2 separate regions of the Homo sapiens genome follow, and region 1 is linked to region 2. A link is a loop called in an ENCODE intact Hi-C map of the cell type or tissue named here. Cell type or tissue: B cell. All regions are shown on one strand. Each heading gives the region's core, and the rest is flanking DNA. Links, peaks and the distances in the headings are about the cores only.

The links. A loop is a pair of places that touch in the nucleus more often than their neighbours do. Peaks named below come from ENCODE experiments on the same cell type or tissue, not always from the same donor. Only the 100,000 strongest peaks of a DNase experiment are listed, where the experiment ranks them.
Region 1: it touches region 2 in a loop (7-fold over the local background); 64 of 110 quality-filtered maps call a loop at or near these places.

What each region holds. Positions count from the first base shown.
Region 1 is chr7:150,360,902-150,366,276 of GRCh38, forward strand. REPIN1-AS1 (REPIN1 antisense RNA 1) reads right to left here. Exons shown (of 4, transcript NR_183429.1): 4 at 1,757-3,276. Among named protein-coding and RNA genes, the nearest start is that of REPIN1, 5.2 kb to the right of the region's middle. RefSeq lists a silencer at 3,230-3,279. In B cell, for the core only: no CTCF peak of the experiment used is centred there; DNase peaks (open chromatin) are centred at 3,230 and 4,492; H3K27ac peaks cover 2,370 bases.
Region 2 is chr7:150,433,504-150,438,878 of GRCh38, forward strand. LINC00996 (long intergenic non-protein coding RNA 996) reads left to right here and starts at 151. Exons shown (of 4, transcript NR_034033.1): 1 at 151-326. RefSeq lists enhancers at 292-391, 2,043-2,262, 2,483-2,582. In B cell, for the core only: no CTCF peak of the experiment used is centred there; DNase peaks (open chromatin) are centred at 278, 2,048 and 2,388; H3K4me3 peaks cover 1,399 bases; H3K27ac peaks cover 2,938 bases.

The sequences.
Region 1 (5,375 bases), core at 238-5,237, 73 kb before region 2:
TTTCTTCGCTTTTAAAAATATTTATGTAATCTCTGCCCAGTGTGGTGGCTCACGCCTATAATCCCAGCACTTTGGGAGGTCAAGGCAGGAGGATCACTTGAAGCCAGGAGTTTGAGACCATCCTAGGCAACATAACGAGACCTTGTGTCTACAAAAATTTTTTAAAAAATTAGGCAGGTGTGGTGGTGCATGCTTGTAGTCCCAGCCACTCGGGAGGCTGAAGCAGAAGAACCACTTGAACCCAGGAGTTTGAGGCTGCAGTGAGCATCACTGTACTCCCGTATGGGTGACAGAGTAAGACTCTGCCTCTAAAAAATAATAAAAATATAAAATAAAATAAAATAAAATAAAAGATTTGCATATATCTCACATGGGCAGAGGAAAATTCACAATCACAAGCTTTCTAATGCAAATGTGCTGAGAAAAGGGGGTGTTGGTGAGGAGCATCTCTGCCTTTTTTCACCAGGGAGAAAGAAAACTTATTTTTATTCTTTTTGATTTGTATTTGCTTTTACAATTCTCCTGGCTATCTGGGTAATTACATGTGTCTTTGTGTTGGCGGGGGTACAGGGGGAGATTCAGCTGCAGCACAGGCCGGCAAAGTGACAAGTGTAGCAAGATGCTGCGCTGAGGGCTTGGGAGACAGAGGGAGGGGCCTCGAGCCCAAGAATGCCTGGGAAGCAGCTCTTCCAGCCAGAAAAGGCAAGGAAGGATTCTCCCCTAGAGACTTTGGAGGGAGTGGGGCCCTGCCGACACCTTGACTTTGGCCCAGTGAAACATTCTGGGCTTCTGACTTCCAGCCGTGTAAGATAATAAATGCCAGTTATTTCAGGCCGAGCTGGTGGTCATTTGTTAGAGCAGTCCTAGGAATCTCATCTAGGTGTGAAGCTATTTTAGAGGGGTTTGTTGGGAAGCGTGTTTTGAGGCGAGGAGACTTCAGCCAAAATCTGAATACAGTGAAGAACGGAAGTCCATGCGGACCTGGAGGAGGATCGTCTAGGCAACTCCAAAGGCCCTAAGGTGGAAATGAGTGGCGGCTGCTGGGGCAGTGTCTGGCAGGCGCATGGAGGTCTGCAGGAACCCTGCAGGCCATGGCCGCGGGTTGGATGTCAGTCCAAATGTTAGCAGGAGGCGTCGGAGTTCCCTAGCAAGGGAGCTGCTTGATCTGATTCATGTTTAAAGGGCCAAGCTGGTTAAGTGGAGACAGGACTTTATGGGGCCAGAGCGGAGGCAGGAGGAGTGGCTGGCCACTGCTGCAGAGTCCTGGTGAGGGAGACTATGGTGCAGGGGTGGGGGATAAGGGTGGGAAGCAGGCCTCACCGTTATGGGGCACACGCATGTACCAGTTTCCTCTGCAGGAAATCTGAGCCATCTACCTGATACTCATTTTACCAGCTGGATTCTTTTTTCTTTTAGCAAGAGACTCTGGGAACTAGATATGCGGCAGGAAAGCATCTTGTGTGGTGGAATTTGGGGACTGACATTTGATCTCAGCCCAGGGCTACTCTTACAGCGTGCGTCCCTGTCGTGCATTATACATGTTTTCATGCACTTAAAGATATTTTTAGAACTGCAGAAGTAGAAGCACTTTGATCTTTTCCTGAATAATTTTCACATGACTTAGCAGGCCTCCTTCCACCTGAGATGGGAAACCTTGGAAAGTGAGGGGGCCTTCTTCAGTGTGTGCCACTGTAGGGGTTTTTCCTCAGCCCCCCTAGATTTGTGGTTGGAACGGACTCCTGTTACAAAAGACAGATTAACAAGAGAAAAACCAGTGGAAGTTTATTAACATGTGTATTTCACATCTGCCTGGGAGACACGCAGGAATTGAGTAGTTCTCAAAGTGGTAGCTTTGAATTCCAGCTTGTATAGCATCTTCAACAAAGAAAAGCCAAGTTTTAGGGAAGCGACAGGACAAAGGAAAAGAACTTTGAGTGTCTAAGGGGAGAACTTGTAGAAAGGTAAGTAACTGGCAGATAAATAGAGTTAGTAAAGCGCCTTCATGTCCATTCCTCTGGTTCCAGCTCCAGGCCCATAAGAGTCTAAAGTTGTCTTCAGTGGTTAACTTTTCCCTGGTCGAGAGAGGGAGCAGACCCCTTTTATCCTTCTAAATCTATATCCTGCATTTAGGCAGTGGAGGGCAGAGAGCTTTCTTCCATTTACTTTTTCACTGCCTTCAAGCTCAACAACCCTTCATCTTTCGGGGCCTCCCCAACTGCGTTCTCTTGGTGCTCTCCAGCTGGGAAGGCTCAAAGGATGGGAAGTGTGTACAGCACGTACCTGTGACTGCTACCAGAGATTTGCCCCTCCTCAGGGTCAGTGAGGGATGTGCTTTCTGCTTCCTCCCCAGACTGCAAACCCCTGGAAATTAGCTGCGTGAGAGTCTTGCATATTTGCCGTAGGGATGCGGCAGGAGGTAACGGAGATGATAGTCAAGGGAAGGTTCATTAGAGCAAATTGATCCTCAGTCTCCTCCAGCTTTCCACAGTCATCCATCCAGAAATTATCAACAAGCGCTTGTTTTTATTTTGTAGTAGGTACCAAACCAAGAGTTATTTCCGTAGTTAAATAAGCGTTAAAAGTCTTCTCAGCACCCTCTCACATTGTGGGAAAACTGCACAGACCACCTCTGCCTGACTCATGATGAGGCCGGGCACCTGGCACAGTGGCAGATGGTGGGCACTGATTAAATATTTGTTGGATGTATGAGCAAGTCCTGTGGGGGGAGCTGGAACTGTATGTCTGCAAGAAGTGGGTGCAGTTTTCCCTCTTCCAGATACAGGGCCACTTCTGAACAATACTTGGGTGTCTTCACAGAGGATTTCTGGAGACACTGTTCCTGTCACCCCCTGGCATGCCAGCCCACTTTGCATCTAATCTGATAATGGGAGCCAGGCACTGTTGGAGGGGAAAATTGATCCTCCCAGGGGCCCTATCAATATTCGCTGTCCAGTGGGCCCCTTCCTGTCCAGCCCTTTCTCCGGCTAGCTTGTCAAAAGCTGAGACCGTCTCCACTGGGCTAGGCCATTGGGCCATTTGGCTGGTTGCTGGGCCATCCTCCAAGACATTTTGAAGGGTGAAGTCTCAAATACCAAGGCCTTAAGCTTCCAGCTGGCATAAAGGCTCAGGAATCCCTTCGCAACTCCTTTGCCACTCATTTTCTTTCTGCAGAGTGAAGGCACAGTCATACTTAGTTTCCTCTGGCGATGCTAAAGAGGAAGTTACAGCAGGTGGTTAACTCCTGACTGGGAGAAGAGACATTTCCTCTAATGGAGGCTGGGGAGAGAGAAAGAAGGTTAGGGCCTTGTTTAATGAAGAACCTTTCTGCTATGAAAGACGGATTACAGACAAGGAGAAGATACTTTGTGAGTCTATGAAGGAATTCTGCTTCGCAGGCTCTTGCAGGAACGTAGGGATCAAGTGGAATTTTAGGAATGGAGAAGCATTAGATGTCCAAACTCACTCGTTAACCCTGGGGGATCCCACGCTTACCCTGTGCCCAGGCCAGCACACATGCAACTTTAGTGGTTAACATTGAGGACACAGGGGCACTGCTTGGGTTCAAATCAGCCACTATCCCGCTGAGTGGCCTTGAGTAAGTTCCTGAACATTTCAGAGTCTCGGTTGTTACATTTGTAAAATAAGGACCAGAAGAGTATTGCATAGGGTTGTTGAGTGGATTAAATGAGATATGTATGTGAGGAGTTTATCACCATGCCTGACACAAAGTAAAGCCTCCCAAAATGTTAACTAATAAATTACTAAGTATTTAGGTAAAAACTGGAGCATCTTCTTATTGTACTGTTGGTAGAAAAATTCATTCTTCCGTAACTACTAAACTTGGCCTATATTCCACAATATGCTATAACCATATTTTCAGAACCCCCAAACTATATGATATGACAAAGACTTTTTTCATATTTGTGAATTTTATTTTATAAAGTATAAAAGTTGGGCTGGGTGCGGTAGCTCACACCTGTAATCCCAGCACTTTGGGAGGCCAAGGTGGGCCGATCACCTGAGGTCAGGAGTTCAGGAGTTCAAGACTAGCCTGGCTAACATGGCAAAACCCCATCTCTACTAAAAATACAAAAATTAGCCAGGTGTAGTGGTGCGTGCCTGTAATCCCAGCTACTAGGGAGGCTGAGGCAGGAGAATCACTTGAACCTGGGAGGCGGAGGTTGCACTGAGCTGATATTGCACCATTGCACTCCAACCTGGGTGACAGAGCTAGACACTGTCTCAAAAAAAAAAAAAAAGTATAAAAGTTAAGTAGTTAATGTACAGATTAGTCAACTTGACTGGGACAGGTAAAATAAGACCTGAATGAATGGAGTGGAGAGAATGAATCTTAAAGACAATCACGTTTTTAAAACATTGACAAGAAATTCTAAAGTTCATTTTGTTACAAAACTGAACTGGGGTCTACTTGCCCGGCGCAGTAAGAGGAAACACCAACACTGAGGTTGTGCATCCGGAGAAAGGAGCACATTTATTTGCAGGGCACCAAGCGAGGAGAAGTGGGTCATACTTAAGATACAACCTCTTCGATGGTTTACAAGCAAGGTTTTTTTTTTCCCCCAGTCGGAGTCTAGCTCTGCCGCCCAGACTTGAGTACAGTGGCATGATCTTGGCTCACTGCAACCTCCGCCTCCTGGGTTCAAGTGATTCTCCTGCCTCAGCCTCCCGAGTAGCTGGGATTACAGGCTCCTGCCACCACGTCCAGCTAATTTTTGTATTTTTAGTAGAGACGAGGTTTCACTGTGTTGGCCAGGCTGGTCTTGAACTCCTGACTTTGTGATCCGCCCACCTCGGCCTCCCAAAGTGCTGGGATTACAAGCATGAGCCACTGGGCCCGGCCACAAGCAAGTGTTTTTAAAAGCAGGGGTAAATTTCAGGAAAGGAGAAGTTATGGGCAAAATCGTGAATTGATACATGGAGGTTATGCACTGGTTTAGCCTCAAAGGGCAGGGTATTTTGAAGGAGGAGCCTTAAAGGTCATACATGAATTCAAAGACTCTGATTTGTGATAAGTTAAGGAAGCAAAGCTTTGCCTAAAACCTTGGGGTTAGCAGAAAGGAATGTTCAGGTCTGGTCCAACTTCCATCAGGATCCTCAGGAAGAAATTTAGAACAAAGAACAGCAGAGCTTAGTCCTCAGTTCCCTCTTGTCTGAGGTCTGCAGGCCAGGGCATCCACTTGGGAGGGGGGCCCAGGTTTCTGAAGAGCAACTCAGGGACATATATTAAGATGTTATCTTTAGTTTCTATAGGGAACCAAACATTTTGTGACTGTAACTTCCTTGTTTTAAGCTACAGTTACCTTCTTGTTTATTAGGTTGCTAGCTGGGTGCCTGGAATTTCCCTTGAAGGAATT
Region 2 (5,375 bases), core at 160-5,159:
AATGAGACACCAGGAGGTGTCTGCTGTACAAAATCCTATTTGCTCAAGGAACCTGCATATCTCAGCTCATGTTTCTTAATCATTTTTCTGATTCTAAAAAGTCGATGACAAAACTTCGATAGAAACACAGTTCTAGCATTTGGGATTGGAGGAAGAAGTGTATTCAGCATTCTACCTTCTTCCTGATTCTGTGAGCTTAGACCTGCTTCCACTTTCAATCTCTCTCATTGCAGGCTGAAGAGGACTGGCCTTTCAGTGGCCCTCGTGGAACGGTAGGAAGCTGAGCTGGACTCTCTGCCACATCGTTCGGTTCCCACAACAGCCTGGTAGGTCGGGGTAGTCACTTCCATTTGGGAGATGAGGAAGTCGAAGGAGAGAGCTAGAGTGAGCCAGAACTTAGGGCTGATCACAAATTGGATGAGTAATTGAGATAACTAGGATGGCCCCTAGCTAAGGCTGCAGGCAATGCCCCAAGGAGACTGTCACCTTTTTGTTACAATTTTCCAGGGTGTGATAGGACTTAGGAGGATGGTGTGTCTGTCCCTAGGACTGTAGGTTGTTCTAGAGAAAAACAAAATTTTAAGGACTTTTTCTTTGTGCATATGCCTCAGGTAGGCATCATGTGGGCCTAGGCAATAGGACCTAGGAAGGAGACTCCCCTGTTCCCAGGCCTGCCGCTCCTACTCAGGAGGCTGAAGGGTCCCCACCCCAACTAACCACAGAGTCAGACACATTCTTCCTAACACACCTTCCTCCCGACCTCCCAGCTTCCCTCTTTGTCACTGAAGTCATAGACTTTTTTTTTTGAAGAATTATCAACCTAAATAACAAACAGAAGCGATTCTCCAAAGATGATGAATTTATTTGGAAATGAGCAGCATGATTGTGATGCGGAGTGCCCGTGCCACAGCAGCCATGGGCGCATCCAGGAGGCTGAGGCAAGGGGAAGCTTTTAAGGGCACAAGGAAGACTGGGTGTGGTGACTCACGCCTATAATCCCAGCACTTTGGGAGGCTGAGTCGGGTGGATCACTTGAGGTCCGGAGTTCAAGACCAGCATGATAAACATGGTGAAACCCCATTTCTACTGAAAATACAAAATTAGCTGGGCATGATGGCACATGCCTGTAATCCCAGCTACCTGGGAGGCTGAGGCAGGAGAATCGCTTGAACTTGGGAGGCAGAGGTTGCAATGAGTCAAGATCGTACCATTGCACTCTAGCCTCGGCAATAAGAGCGAAACTTGGTCTCAAAAAAATAAAGGCAAAAGGAGGAGTGCACAGGAGTTGTTGAGTTGTTTTTGAACAAAGAGAACATTGGTTACTTGGGCACAGGAGTTGAGGTCAGATTCTTAGTGGAGATGGCATGTGAGGTGAGAGTGCTCCAACATGTGGCCGGCCGTCCAGTGACTCCTGTGGCAGGCTGCAGTTGGGAAGGCCCTTGGAAATAGTCCTTATTACAGGCATATGTGTGTCACAGCCTTCAGAGAGTCTTTGTAATAGTCCTTTTTTTTCCTTTTCTTTTTAGAAATGGGGTCTTGCCTTGTTGCCCAGGCTGGAGTGCAGCAACGTGATCATAGTTTACTGTAGCCTGGGCTCAACTCCTGGGCTCCAGTGATCCTCCCGCCTCAGCCTCACAAGTAGCTGGGACCATAGGTGTGAGCCACTGTGTTTGGCTGTAATCGTTGTTATTGTAGGCGCATGTGCATGAGGACCCTCCCTTCTTAGGCTCCTGACTCTACTTTGCTTGGGTTTGAAACAAGTGACTCCATCTTGAAATGGACAACTGGCACAGAATAGAGCATTTCAAGGGCAGATTAGATGGCAACTTAAAAAAAAGGTAAAGAAAAATTAAAGAAAAAATTAAAGGTAAGGAAAAATTTACACTTTCTAGGAACTTCACGAAGGAAGGGAAACATGAGACAAAGAAAGAGAAGTGGTTATCAGAAACTAAACTGCACGAGGCTTGTGAGGTTTCTCATGTTCCTCCTGGAACTTCCTCCTAGACTGTATTCTGCCATCTGCTCTGGGGTCACGAGGGAAAGGGCCCCTCTCCTTTCATGGCCTAGAAAGCGTGGCTCTGAGCCATTCTTTGGGCTGAGGTGGGTGTCTGGGGTGCTGGTGGGGACAGCCAGGCCCTGCCTTCCTGGGTACCTCTTGCTGCTTGTCAACAGACCCTGCCCTCCATACTGTGAGGGATTGAAGGATTAACTCCAATTCTTTCCTGTCCTCCATTCATACCCATGCCATTGCTCATCTTGGGCGGACTGTATTTCCCTGCCCATTGAGTTTCGGTTTGGTCTTGTGACTTGCTTTGGCCACTAGAATGGGGCAAAGTGAGAGGGTTCCCGTTCTCAGCCTGCCCCTTGTAAGACCCTGCAGGCTTCTGCTGGCCTCCTGGGTTTCTGCCCTTGCCTGGGGGCTTTCCCTGGGTGGTTTCGGTTCCTTCTACTTGGTACCTGAAATGAAGACATGTGGGACAAAGCCACTCCAGCTGACCTAGAGATCAACAAGATGAAGCCAGTAGACCCACAGATGACTGAGAAATGTGTTTATTGCTGTATCTGTGCCATGTCGATTTTTGTGGTTGTTTGCTGTATGTCACTATTTTGGCAATAGCTATATATTCCCTTTTCCTTCTTCTCTGTGCTCTGGTCTGAATTAATGCCTCTTTGTTTCATCTCATTTCCCATTGCTTTTCACTTTATTATAAAAGCACTGCAATTTATACATTGAAGCAGAAAAGAAGGGTGGAATCCCCATAATTCCATACCCTTCTGTGAATACACTGGTGTCCAGACTGTTGGAATATATTCATTTATTCTCTCTTCATATGTACATTTAAAAGATGAATCAATTCTTTTTTTTTTAAAAGCAAATTGTTTCATTTAACAATACATGGTAAATATACTTGGTGTTAGTGCTGTCTTCAGGGTTCCGTGGAGCGTTTTACAGTCTTCTTTTTAGCACCCTCCTAAAGATGTTGAAGGAGGTGGGTGATGGGGTTGCCTGACTCCTTCACCAGGAGCATCCTCACATCCATCTCTTTCACACATTGGGGTTTCACATGCGCGTTTATTTGCAAAACAGGGCTCTGCTACAAAAATCACCAGTTGAAAATCACCAATCTAAAAACTGCTTTTTATGTGTTTTAATGATATACCATGCAACATTATTATAACCAATCCCTTATTTGAAAATTTAGGTTGTTTTGGGTTTTATAATTAAAATCACATGCTTATGGCATATATTTGTGTATACTCTTAATTATTTCCTTACAATAAATTATTAGAAGTGGACATATAATTTCTATAAGTGTAGGTATAAAATCCTGGCAGTAGAATTTCTAAAAGTGGAAAGCATATGTTCATGTAAAGGCTGCTAAATTGCCAAAATACCCTCCCAAAACCTTATCAGTTACTCTTCCACTGGCAGTGATGCCAGGTAGAACCTCTGACTGTTTGGCAAATGAATGTTTGTATCTTGTGGCTTTAAATTACTGTTCTTTACTAATTAAATGAGGCTATTTCTTCATATAGTTATTACCATTTGCATATCTTGTCTTGTGAATTTTTTGTTTATGTGCTTTGAGCATTTTTTTTGACTAGGATGTCATCTTTTTCTCATTGATTTATAATACCACTTATATATGCTATGTTAGAAAGAATGCTGGATTATAATTTGATGTATTAAGATGGTCTGGCTGGCATTACAGATTAGTAGAGAGTAGAGGATGAAATATCCAATAAGCAGTGCTAGGACAACTAATTATTTATATGAAAAAATAAAATTTTATATATATAATTTTTTAAATTATAAATTTTATAATTATAAATTATAAAAATAAGAACACTCTGTTGCTCAGGCTGGAGTGCAGTGGTGCGGTCTTGGCTCACTGCAACCTCCACCTCCCAGGTTCAAGTGATTCTCCCGGCTCAGCCTCTCGAGTAGCTGGTAGGTGAGCCCCACCATGCCCCCACTAATTTTTTGTATAGAGATGGGGTTTCACCCTGTTGGCCAGGCTGATCTCGAACTCCTGACCTCAAGTGATTCACCCACCTCGGCCTCCCAAAGTGCTTGGATTACAGGCGTGAGCCTCCGGGCCGGTCATAAAATTACATTTTTATCTCACTCTATTCACAAAAAATTCCACTGTGAAAAAAAATAAAGCTTCCAGAAGAAATATGAGGAAGATTTTCCAGTTTTTAAGGTACACAAAAAAAGCACAAATCATAAGAGAAAATATTGATAATTTTGACCAGATCAAAGTTCTGTATAATAGAAGACATTATAAACTACATCAAAATACAAGCCACAGACTTTGAAAAGACACCTGCAAAGCATAAAATAGTGAATTATTAGTACAGATGCTCCTTGATTTACGAAGGGATTATGTCCTGATAAATTCATTGTAAGTTGAAAATATAAATGGAAAAGGCATTTAATATATCTAACCTATGGAACATCATAGCTTAGCCTAGCCTACCTTAAACATGCTCAGAACAACCACCCGAGCCTATAGTTGGGCAATAGTCATCTAACACAAAGCCTATTTTATAATAAAGTATTGAAAAATCTCATGGAATTTATGAAATACTGTGGAGCGTTATGAGAAAGTATTGTACTGCGTATTGCTAGTCTGGAAAAAGATCAAAATTCAAAATGCAAAGTACAGTTTCTACTAAATGCATATCGCTCTCTACTATTGTAAAGTTGAACAATTGTAAGTCAAACAATCCTAAGTGTAAGTCAGGGACTATTTGTACATAGAACATAGAAAAATGGATGTGGTGTCTCACACCTATAATCCCAGCACTCTGGGAGGCCGAGGTGGGAGGACTGCTTGAGCTCAGGAGTTTGAGATCAGCCTGGGCAACATGGCGAAAGCCCATCTTACAAAAAAATACAAAAATTAGCTGAGCATGGTGGTGCAAGCCTGTAGTCACAGCTACCTGGGAGATTGAGTTGAGAGGATCACCTGAGCCCAAGAGGCCGAGGCTGCAAAGATCCGAGATTGCACTACTGCACACTAGCCTGGGCAACAGAATGAGATCTTGTCTCAAAAATAAAAAAGAAGAACATATAAAAATGTGGAACATAAAATATAGGATATAAGAAACATACAGCATATCAAATGCCTATAACTTAATAAGGAATGTGCAGACAACCCAATAAAAAATTGGGCAAAGGATATGAACAGGCAAGACACAGAAGACATTTAAACATTTAAAGCATGCTCAGCCTCACAGCTAATCAAACAATCTGATACCATCTCACACCCACCAGTCTGGCAATAAAGTCTGATAATACCAGCTATTGGTGAAGATGTAGAGAAATGATAACTATCAACCACTGTCAAACACAAATGTAAGTTTTT